2 separate regions of the Homo sapiens genome follow, and region 2 is linked to region 1. A link is a loop called in an ENCODE intact Hi-C map of the cell type or tissue named here. Cell type or tissue: psoas muscle. All regions are shown on one strand. Links, peaks and the distances in the headings refer to the core of each region. The heading gives the core; the rest is flanking DNA.

Evidence for each region. Peaks named below come from ENCODE experiments on the same cell type or tissue, not always from the same donor. Only the 100,000 strongest peaks of a DNase experiment are listed, where the experiment ranks them.
Region 2: it touches region 1 in a loop (8-fold over the local background); 5 of 110 quality-filtered maps call a loop at or near these places.

What each region holds. Positions count from the first base shown.
Region 1 is chr6:106,738,453-106,746,397 of GRCh38, reverse strand. LINC02532 (long intergenic non-protein coding RNA 2532) reads left to right here. Exons shown (of 7, transcript NR_033557.2): 2 at 6,628-6,697. It also overlaps the pseudogene RNU6-117P. Among named protein-coding and RNA genes, the nearest start is that of MIR587, 42 kb to the left of the region's middle. In psoas muscle, for the core only: no CTCF peak of the experiment used is centred there; no DNase peak of the experiment used is centred there.
Region 2 is chr6:106,625,830-106,628,329 of GRCh38, reverse strand. The region is part of intron 1 of RTN4IP1 (reticulon 4 interacting protein 1); the gene reads left to right. Among named protein-coding and RNA genes, the nearest start is that of RTN4IP1, 2.4 kb to the left of the region's middle. In psoas muscle, for the core only: no CTCF peak of the experiment used is centred there; no DNase peak of the experiment used is centred there; H3K4me3 peaks cover 329 bases.

The DNA of each region.
Region 1 (7,945 bases), core at 2,302-4,801:
ATTTTCTTCGCATTTCTACTGTTGACTCAATAAATGCCCTTGGGCAAGTCATGGAGCCTCTTCATACTTTGGTCTCTAGGGATAAAATCTGCCAACCGCAGCATGTGTATTTGAACCTCAGTGTCCTCTGGAATAAAAATAGGAGGGGACCAGGTGTCCATGTGACCCCAAGCTGATGGGAAGAGGATGACCATAGGACTTCAAAATGTCCTTGAGCTGTAAATTCTGTAATAGGGTCAGGCCCACCAGTGGCCTTCAGGCATTTGTCCAGTGGTGTATGGATAAGTTCTAGCACTTGAGTTTTTTCAGCACAAAGGAGGCACTATGTCAACCTCCCACCCATGGGTATTCTGTTTGCTCTGTGTCCCCGCTTCTCTGCATTTCCCTGCCATATTACTCACCACTGGTCGTAATTACTTGCTTGATCACTTGTCTCCTGGTCTGTAAGCTGTTTGAGGGAGGGGAGCACATCTGCCCTATGCAACACTGTACCCTCAGTGTGGTACACAGGAGCACATGCCTGACATATGGAAGTTATGTGAGAAACATTTGTGAAGTGGACAAATTAATAATGCTGCCTGGACTCTATAGAAATCCCTTTTCTGCATCATTAAGGTTCCCAAGCCTGGCCAAGAAGTAGTGGGATCTGATTAGCCTCATCTCCTCATAACCCTACTTCCTATAATATTATAATGAAAGCAGATCTCAGCCCAAATGCTGGCACACATACATATTTATCAGTAAGAAGATCCAAAATCGTTCATGCAGCTGGTTCTGTAAGCTTGGCAAATTTCCAGCCCTCTGAACTTTTCAGTGCTTTGTCCACACTCTACATGAAAGGGCCTCTTAAGAGTGACAGGGCAGTATTCTAAAGACCAGATTTTAATTGCACCAGGTAACTGAATTGTCTGAATTCACAGCTGAACACAGGACAAGGTCAGAATCATATTTCTTATGCCATTTAGAAAGGTGACAAGTGAAGGGCTGGCCAAAATCTTACACCCAGCTTACGTAAGAGTAGAGACTGTCCCTAATGCTTTCCCCAGTCCACTTGTCTCGAACACCATTAGGTTCAATAGTAAAAGCCCATTTCTCACTTGCTTCATGTTAATTGACTGATCACTAATTTTACCAATAAGAAGCCATTTTTATTATTTATCATTATGATTTTTATCATTTTGTTAATTAGCCAAGCTTCTGCTGTTGACTCCAGATAAAGAGAGTTAAAGCACTTGGGGTGACCACCTAAGTAGATTTTTTCATGGTGAACAAATGGAAGCAACAGAAACAGCTCAGACTTTTGAAAAGTGATGAAAAAGGCCCATGATGCCCTGCTCCTTGAAAATGAAGAAGAGGATGACTTAGCCCTGCAGGGCTCTTTTCTTTGCATGTTCTTACCAACCCTCAGGGGAGATTCAGTCTACTAGCTGGCTTCCCCACGTGGACCTCACTCTGTGGCAAGTAACTGGGAGTAATTTACCTTCTGGGTTCTCTTACAACCCCCTTAGCTATGTAGGTGATTTCAGGCCCAAGGGGGAAGATATCAGATAAGCCAGAACATTTTGATTCTACTGACCGAGTTTCCTCACCTCCCTCCCTTTGTTTCTGATAAATACATACGTTAAGGTCAGCTGAAGAGTTGTCTGTGATAATTGCCCTGAATCCTCACTCACTCCTCTGAATTTCTGTCTTCTGTAGCCTCTTAGCCATGTTGCAGGTGAAGGTCTCAAGTCATTTGCACCACTAGGAATCGTTTGTGTTATTGTGACTGATATATGTCCTCAGAGTTGTATCAGTGTTGTCCCCTACACACACATGCACATACATGCACCACACAATATGCACGTTCTATAAGACAGAGCCTCTATTTTTGGTGTCTGCTTAGCCCTCCAGTTTCCCATTGGGATTAGTTGTTTTCTCCAAGCTTCAGACAACTTGGAGATCCTGCCTAACTTTGGTTGCTCTTCCTTGTCAGACTGGAACTTACCCTCAGTATGGTACAACCAATCACTGGCTCTCAGGGAACTCATCACCCTGAACTATGCCTGACAGGACAGGAGCACCATCATCTCGGACAAACACTGCCACTTTAAGTTCCAGCTCCCTTTCTAGCCTCAGGCATTTCAAGAAAATCACTTGTCTTCTCATTACAAGCAGTCAGAAAGAGCAGACAGTAAAATACAGATAAGACGGGCACAGAGGGAAGTGGGAGGAAAGTCTCTTGGGTAACTGCCAAACTTCACCCTCATACAATGGGCCCCAGTAAAACAGTGGGCCTTAATAAGCACATTCCTTTCCTTTCAGGTGCACTAAGATAGGAAGGCTAAAGGCAGATTGGGGGGATATGCCTGCAGCTACAGAAAGATGTATGGGAACAGACACACAACTCTCCCTCCCAAATAAGCACAACAGAGAGACACAGAAGCAGTCCAAGCCTCTGATAAACTCTCCCACCCTGAATCTTTAAAAACTCTTAGTCTGCAAGAGAGTGTGGCTTCTGACCTAACTCGATCAGAAGTCCCTCCCAGGTTTAAAATAAACCTGTTAACTGTTGAGCCACCCTTCGTGTTTCTCTCCTCTTTCTTTAATTCTTACAATGCCTTCCTGATGGCTGACTGCCAGGAAACCCCTTGGATACAATAGCCTGAAGCTGCTTACTCCCCTGGGTGTTGCCCTCCTGGCTACCCATGGAAGAGCAAGCCCTGTTGACAAGAGCTTCCCCCAGCTCTAATCCTACCTGGTTATGGTTTATTTTCTTTCCCCACCATCTGGGCAGTTATGTTGGCCCAAGGAATTTGACTCAGTATTATCATAGCATAGAGCTAATTTTATATGTATTTATTTCCATGGTAAACAAGTTATTCCCATTGTCTGTCATTCCCACTAAGCCTGCTAGGGACAGCCCAAAGGAGCAGCTCTAAGTGAGGATACTTTGCCCTGTATGACCCCGTCCCTAGAGCAGATTGGTTCATGGTTGACACCTAACAAAAAGACAGCCAATCGATAGGTTGGTCAGCAACTTTTCTCATAACCTGACGCATACATAAAAGCTGGGTTAAACGCCATTTCTACCTTGGAAATTTAACCAAAGAAAGGTCAAGAAAAAGCGAAAAGACTTGGGAGGATGCTTTGAAATGAAAAGATAAGAATTGGAGCTACAGTAGGTTGTAAGAAGCCCCGGTTGCAAAATATTGAAACTATGAGCAAGCTGTAGTGATGGTGGAGAGAAGAGTTTCAGGCCAAGGGAAAGAAGCAGCTCAGAGGAGACTGAGCTAGGCCAGTGGACATGGCCCCCTAACTCCTGCCACAGAGCCCTGGAGTCTCCTGGAGCCAGAGTGGCTCCTCAGTCCCAGGGCAGTGAGGCCTATCCCTTCCAATGCCTCTTCCTTCCTTCTGTGGAAGACCAACTCCATTGATGTTCCATGTTTATCTCCCTCCTGAGCTAACCTAGCTGAGTCTGCTCCTTACAATCAAGAAAACCCACCCACTTTACTGGATTCTCTCTGTGTGCAGCGATGGTGGCATATATCTTTGTAGCTTTTTGCCTCTAATATAATGCATTATAAGGGTAAGTGATGAGTTCTCAGTAAATGAATGTTGAATAAACGAATTTTTGAAAGCGCAAAGGAACAGACAAGTTCATACACTTACTGTTATGTTGTAAAGTCTTCAGTTTGGCTTTCTCAAAGTTGAACAAAAGATGGCTACATTCCTAGCGTCCCCCCAAGCCTTTTCCTAGTCCATGAGTTTAGAGATGGACTGCAAATTTTAAACAATACAAATCTAGAATCAGATTCAAAATCTCCTTCAAGAGGACAAACACTCTACTCCTATTCTCAATCCAGTTTTTTGAACTGATCAGCCCACACACGCACGCACACACACACACACACTCAAAATTATTTTAATATATGGACAGTCCTCAGTGTTTTTGTTTGTTTGTTTGTTTGTTTTTTGAGATGGAGTCTCACTCTGTCGCCCAGGCTGGAGTGCAGTGGCGCAATCTCGGCTCACTGCGAGCTCTCCCTCCCGGGTTCACGCCACTCTCCTGCCTCAGCTGGGACTACAGGTGCCCGCCACCACGCCCAGCTAATTTTTTTGTATTTTTAGTACAGACGGGGTTTCACCGTGTCAGCCTGGATGGTTTGGGTCTCCTGACCTCGTGATCCGCCCACCTCAGCCTCCCAAAGTGCTGGGATTACAGGCGTGAGCCACCGCACCTGGCCATCTTCAGTGTTTTTAATACCTGAGTTTGTGGTTCTAATTGTCTGATTGAGCTAAAAATTAACAAGAACTGGTTTGAGAACATCTTCCTGCTTGGAAGTTATTTCACCAATTCATTCTTTTATAACACTGTAAAAAAGTAACTTATTACAAGGTAGTAGTAACCTTTTCTTCCAAAGAAATATAAAAAATCAATTTGGTTATGAAGAGAACTTTTGAACTTGGAGTTACTGAAAATTATTTACCATCAGAGGAATATGTACTGGTCCTAAGAACAATGATAAAAGCCACAGTCCCTACTCTGGCAGCTGCTGGGCTGGTGGCAGAAGTTGTCTCATCTGCTTTTCCCCACCATTCTGGGAGCACTAGTAGCTTTGACTATACACAGCTATCAGAAGAGGGAGAGTTCAGCCTAGACCAGGGGTTGGTCCACAAACCTTTATGGCAAAGGGCCGAACAGTAAATATTTTAGGTTTTGTGGGCCCCATAGTCTCCACTGCAAGTACTCCACTGTGCTATGGTCACACAAAAGCAGTCATAGACAATATGTGAAGGAATGAGTATGACTATGTTCCAATAAAAGTTTACAGGTGCAGAAATTTGAATTTTATATAATTTTCATGTGTCCCAAACTATTATTCTTCTTTTCAGCCATTTAAAAACATAAAAACCATCCTTGCATTGTGAGCTGTATCAAATCAGAGGATGAGAACATGGACGCAGGTTTGGGGTCCCTGCTTCCTACCCTAGCTGAGTGCTGGGGGAACAGGCTGTAGAATAGATGCCTCAGGTCAACATGGGGGGCTCCCAGGGTGGAAAGACTAGGGTCTCCCTTCCCAAGGTGAGTTCTGGAGTGACTGTGAGCCCTAGTGAAGCTTCATGTCCCCCATGGTACCAGAGCAGCAGAGCAACGGTGGCCAAGGGGCCTGGACAGAATACCCTGGAGCCAGCTTTGTGACAGGCCCCTACAAATGATAAGGACAAAGAGTCAAAGTTCCTGAGCCTCCATTTCAAAGGAGAGAAGAAGATGATGATGGCTGGCCAGCAAATTCAGAGAAGACTGGGTTGGAAGGCGAGATCTGCCTGGACTCTACAACCAGAGGCCATTACAAGATGGTGTCCCCTTGGCCAATACAGCAGGGGAAACAGCTGATGCCCAAAGACCGCATGGTTTGGAGGAGGCTCTCCTCAGAGAAGAAGTGGCCTGCCTCCACTCCTCTGGGTTCCCTAGAGCTGGTGAGGGGTAGGAGAGGGGGTCTCATTGTCTGTTTGTGCTAGAGGTACAGGGAGGGTTGTACACAGAAAACACTCCAAACTCCTCCAATGCCAGAACTAAAATGGAGTGCATCTTAGAAGCAGTATCTACCTTTCATTAGAGAACATTTTAGTCCATAAACAAGGGATATTTAAAAGCCACACAAGGCTGGGTGCTATGGCTCACGCCTGTAATCCCAATGCTTTGGGAGGTCCAGGAGTTTAAGACCAGCCTGGGCAACGTAGCAAGACCCCATCTCTTAAAATAAAAGCCACACCCATCTCTTCCCACTGGACCAGGGGTCTTCCCAGACCAGCTGCAGGATGCCTGACCTCCCGAGGGGCTGCACATTCTGTTTGAGTCAGGGCATCTCCAGGCAACAGCAGGAAACCCAGCCAGCCTCTGTGCTCTGGACACTTCTTGTGTGGCAATGACTTTACTCTGGAGAGAGGTGGCCACACTGAAGTGCTCCCCCTTCTGTAGGTCAGCTTCCACGAACTAGAAGAGCTCTGTGAGTAGGGCTGTGGTCTCAGGAGGATTATTCCAGAATCCCCTCAAAGTATTTGTTTAAGTTTAGAAACAGTGAGGCCTGGAAATGATAAAATTGTCCACATTTGTCTGCCATTAATTCACTTTTATGAGAAGCAAAGCCTTTGGTTTCTTTAAGCCTCAATTTCTTTCTTTCTTTTTTTTTTTAATTTATTTTTTTGAGACAGAGTCTCGCTCTGTCACCCAGGCTGGAGTGCAGTGGCACAATCTCAGCTCACTGCAATTTCCGCCTCCTGGGTTCAAGCCATTTTCTTGCCTCAGCCTCCCAAAGTTCTGGGATCACAAGTGTGAGCCACTGTGCCCGGCCTATGCCTCAATTTCTTCCTGCCTTACTATAGGTACATCATATTTATTTAATTCCCTAAGTCCCTCCTCAACAGATTTTATTCTACTACTGAAATCCAGTCTGCAGAAACTAAAAGTTGTATAGTGGATATGAAATTTATATAACCACCATAGTTCAGTATCTCAGGGGTAAAAATAAAATGTGACTATTTATTTCCACAAAACTGAACCTATCAATTCAAGATAACTTTTGCTTTAAAACTCACGACTCCTTGAATCAATAGTCAATTTCTGGATCTTTCTCCTCCTCCTAGGTCCTCTTCTCCCTGAAGGCTGTCACAGTTCCTGTGCAGAGAGAGAGGGCACTGCAGCACCCAGGCGCTGGTGAGAGGGAGTTTCTGGCTCACACTATTCTCTGCCTTCCATTGGCATTGACTCAGCTGAAACTTGGCACATCTTGTCCTCTTAGTCATGCGCTGGCATCTACCACTTGTGCCCAAATCCACCATGGCCTCACGTCACCAGGCCCACATATTACCAGGTTCCTTTGGCTCTGCAAGCCTGTGGTGCTTGGGCACGCTTGGCTGCTTTTTCTTCCCCCTGCTGGGTATTGGGGGGGCTTCTGAGACACTGACTTCCTTGGCCTCTCACTCAGTCCTTGCCAGATGGGGGCTTCTCCTATACGCTTGCAGAGCCCCTGGTTCACACCCAGGGAAGCGAAGCATAGTTCCCTCTGCACTCAGTTCTTCTTTGACTAAAATGGGTTTTTGTTGCCCAGCCCCCAAACTCAAGCAAGGCCAATGGTAAGGACAGGACTTGGGACCCTCTCCAAGACATTCGTTAATATCTATTTCAATCTCTTCTCACAATTCTCTCCCCTCAGACATGCCAGGTCTTAGATGACATGACTTAAATTATAAAGATGTCAAATATCCCCAAATTAACTTATAAATCTAGTGCAATCCCAGTTAAAATCCTAGTTGTAATTTTTTTATAGATACTTGATATGTTTGTTCTAAAATGTATAGGAGTTCTCACTGTGGTAGCACCTATACTAAAACTGGAATCATACGGAGAAGATTAGCATGGCCTCTGTGCAAAAATGGCATGCAAATTTGTGAAGCATTCCATATTTTAAAAATAAATAAATAAAATGTATAGGAAAAAATAAGTTCCACAAGGAGCTAAATCAAATGGTAGAATAAAGAGGGGAAATTGCCCACCAGATAGCAAGACACCCTACAAAGTTGTTTTGAATGTGGGAGTGGAGTGGAATAGACGGTTCACAGGTAGCTCTGCATTTACTTGTGAATTTCATACAATGCCGAGTTGGCTCCACAGTTTAATTAGGGGGTGGATGGAGTGTTTAGTATATGGTGATGGAAAAATAGGCAGAGAAAGAAAGGATAGAGAAAATTAAAGTAGGATCCATATCTAACCCCACATACAAAGGAGATCTCCAACAGACAAGAGACCTAAAGGTGAAAGATAAGATCATAAAGTTAACAGGAGAAAAGTATTGCAACCTGGAAGGGGTAAAGAAATCCTTAAACAAGACTTCGAAAGTGCAAGCCACAAGGCAAATTGGTAGATCGGATTACACCAAAATTAAGGATTTCTGTGAACAAGTGA
Region 2 (2,500 bases), core at 1-2,500, 120 kb after region 1:
ACACCGGGCTAATTTTTTGTATTTTTAGTAGAGATGGGGTTTCACTATGTTGGTCAGGCTGGTCTCGAACTCCTGACCTCAGGCGATCCTCTGCCTCCGCCCCCTAAGTGCTGGGATTACAGACGAGCCATTGCGCCCTGCCTATGTTTGTAGCTAAATTTCTGTCCAGGGAACTTTGTGGTATTCTGAGATCCGTCACAGGCTTCGGAAGTATAGTTGTTTCCTAGTCAGTTTAGAATTTATGGGGTTTTTTGTTTGTTTTTGAGACAGAGTCTCACTCTATCGGCAGGCTGGAGTGCAAGGGCGCTTTCCTGGCTCACTGCAACCTCCGCCTTCCGGGTTCAAGCGATTCTCCTGCTTCAGCCTCCCAAGTAGCTGGGACTACAGACATGCGCCGCCACACCCAGCTAATTTTTGTATTTTTATAGAAACGGGAGTTTCACTGTGTTGGTGGGAGGCTGAGGCAGGAGAATCGCTTGAATCCGGAAGGCGGAGGTTGCAGTGAGCCAAGAACGCGCCCTTGCACTCCAGCCTGCCGATAGAGTGAGACTCCATCTCAAAAAAAAAAAAAAAAAAAAAAAAAAAAGCATTGAAATGACTTTACTGTGATTGTCTCATGAAGTCTACGTTTGTATTCTTTGTTTTGAAGTAGTAATTGCTACTACCAGTTGGGCATGCCGTTTTCCTTTATTCTTTTTATATTAGGCTTGAAGAGAATTCAGTTTTTTATAAGATATGTCTTTTAGTGGTAAGTTTTACTCAATGATCAGCATGTTTTTTCATCTCCTTTGATTGTAAGTTCTTTCAAGATTGATCCCATGCTTTGTCAACCTGTTTCAGTGCTTCACATACGCAGTTGTCATTCAGTCACTATTTCTATGCCTTTTTATATTTTTGTTCTGACTTAAGATAACAAACTTAAATTAGCAGTATTTTATCTATGAGTAATTTTTACATTTTGTCTTCGTTTAGGTCTGTTAGCTTTTTATTTCTTTAAATGCACATGCGTAATTCATGCCGTGTACATTTTCATTTAAACAGAATGGCTGTATCTAGACTTTTCTTGGCTGCTGTTTAATAATATAACACTGTAAAACATTTTACTTTTATATAGTATTCTTGAAACATCTTAGTTTTTTATGACTTGAATGGGTAATATTATTCGCAAGTTATCCTCTTTTTTTTTTTCTCCTACCTTTTGAGGATATTTATTGTCATTGCAGAAGATATCTGAAACAGTAGCTTGGGGAAATAAAATAATGAGTAGAAGACTGTAAACTGTAGGAAGCAGTTATTTCCCTTGGCAAGAAAGCAAGAGACATGTCTATTTTATTTGAAAGATGAAGGCTGGCTGTTTTTCTGGAGACGGCCACTACTGTTGGACGTAAAATAATAAATCATAGAAATGGCTAAAGAAATGAAGAATTTTTACATGGGGAAAAAATGCAGCCAACAGCATCATACCAACAAAGTTTGGTGTCTTTAGATGGGATTAAAGTCTTTAAACTGATGACAGATTTAGGATTTTTCAAATTGGCCCAACTCTCTGAACAAGTCAAGGTGTCAACCCCTGTCAATAGGATGGAACACTTAAGGGCCCCATTCAGTCATCCGTGTCACCAAACAGGTTCTCAATTACTAACTGCCAGCTGACTACATTCTGGGTTCAGGGGCTTGTTAGATAGTAACAGTGAGCCAAGGCTACTCAGTTGATGTATTAGCATTATCAGGGGACCAAGAAAACTAAAAACAACCTTGGGCTGCAGGCTCTGTATCTCAAAGAGGACTGAAACCTTTCTGCAGCTCTTAAACAGCAGCTAAAGTTTGACACGACTAAATGTCCACTTCTGTTGTTCAAACCACATAGAAGTTTCAGTGAATAATTGTTTAATTATCTTTAGCAGTGGAAAAGGAATGTAAGGCAGGAAAAGTGAAGCACATGACTTTTGTGAATATTACAAGTGAAGTTGTTTTTTTTTTCCCTGACAGAGTATAATCCTGACTCCCCAGATGGCAAATGTTGTAATGTTGGTATAATGGCCATCAGCTTAGATTTTCTGGGACTTTCCCACCTTTCAAACACTTTATCCCATGTGTCTTGATTTTTTATTAGTAACACAACTCATGCAAGCTACCCACCTGTCAGCATCTCTCTCGGTATCTTCTACCTTCCCTCCTGCTGTATGGATTAGCTGTCACTGCTTTCACATAAGGCCAGCCCTCGGCTTGTGTTTCTGATCCCATCCCCCTCACCTACTCTGGGATATCATTCCGGCAGGTGTCTCCTGCATCATCAGTCTTTTCTTTTCTACTGGATCATCTCCATTAGTATACAGACTTGCTGTTATTTCTCCTTTCTTAAGAAGAAGGAAAAGGCTGGGCACAGTGGCTCACACCTGTAATTCCAGCACTTTGGGAGGCCGAGGCAGGTGGATCACCTGAGATCAGGAGTTCGAGACCATCCTGATCAACATGGAGAAACCCCGTCTCTACTAAAAAT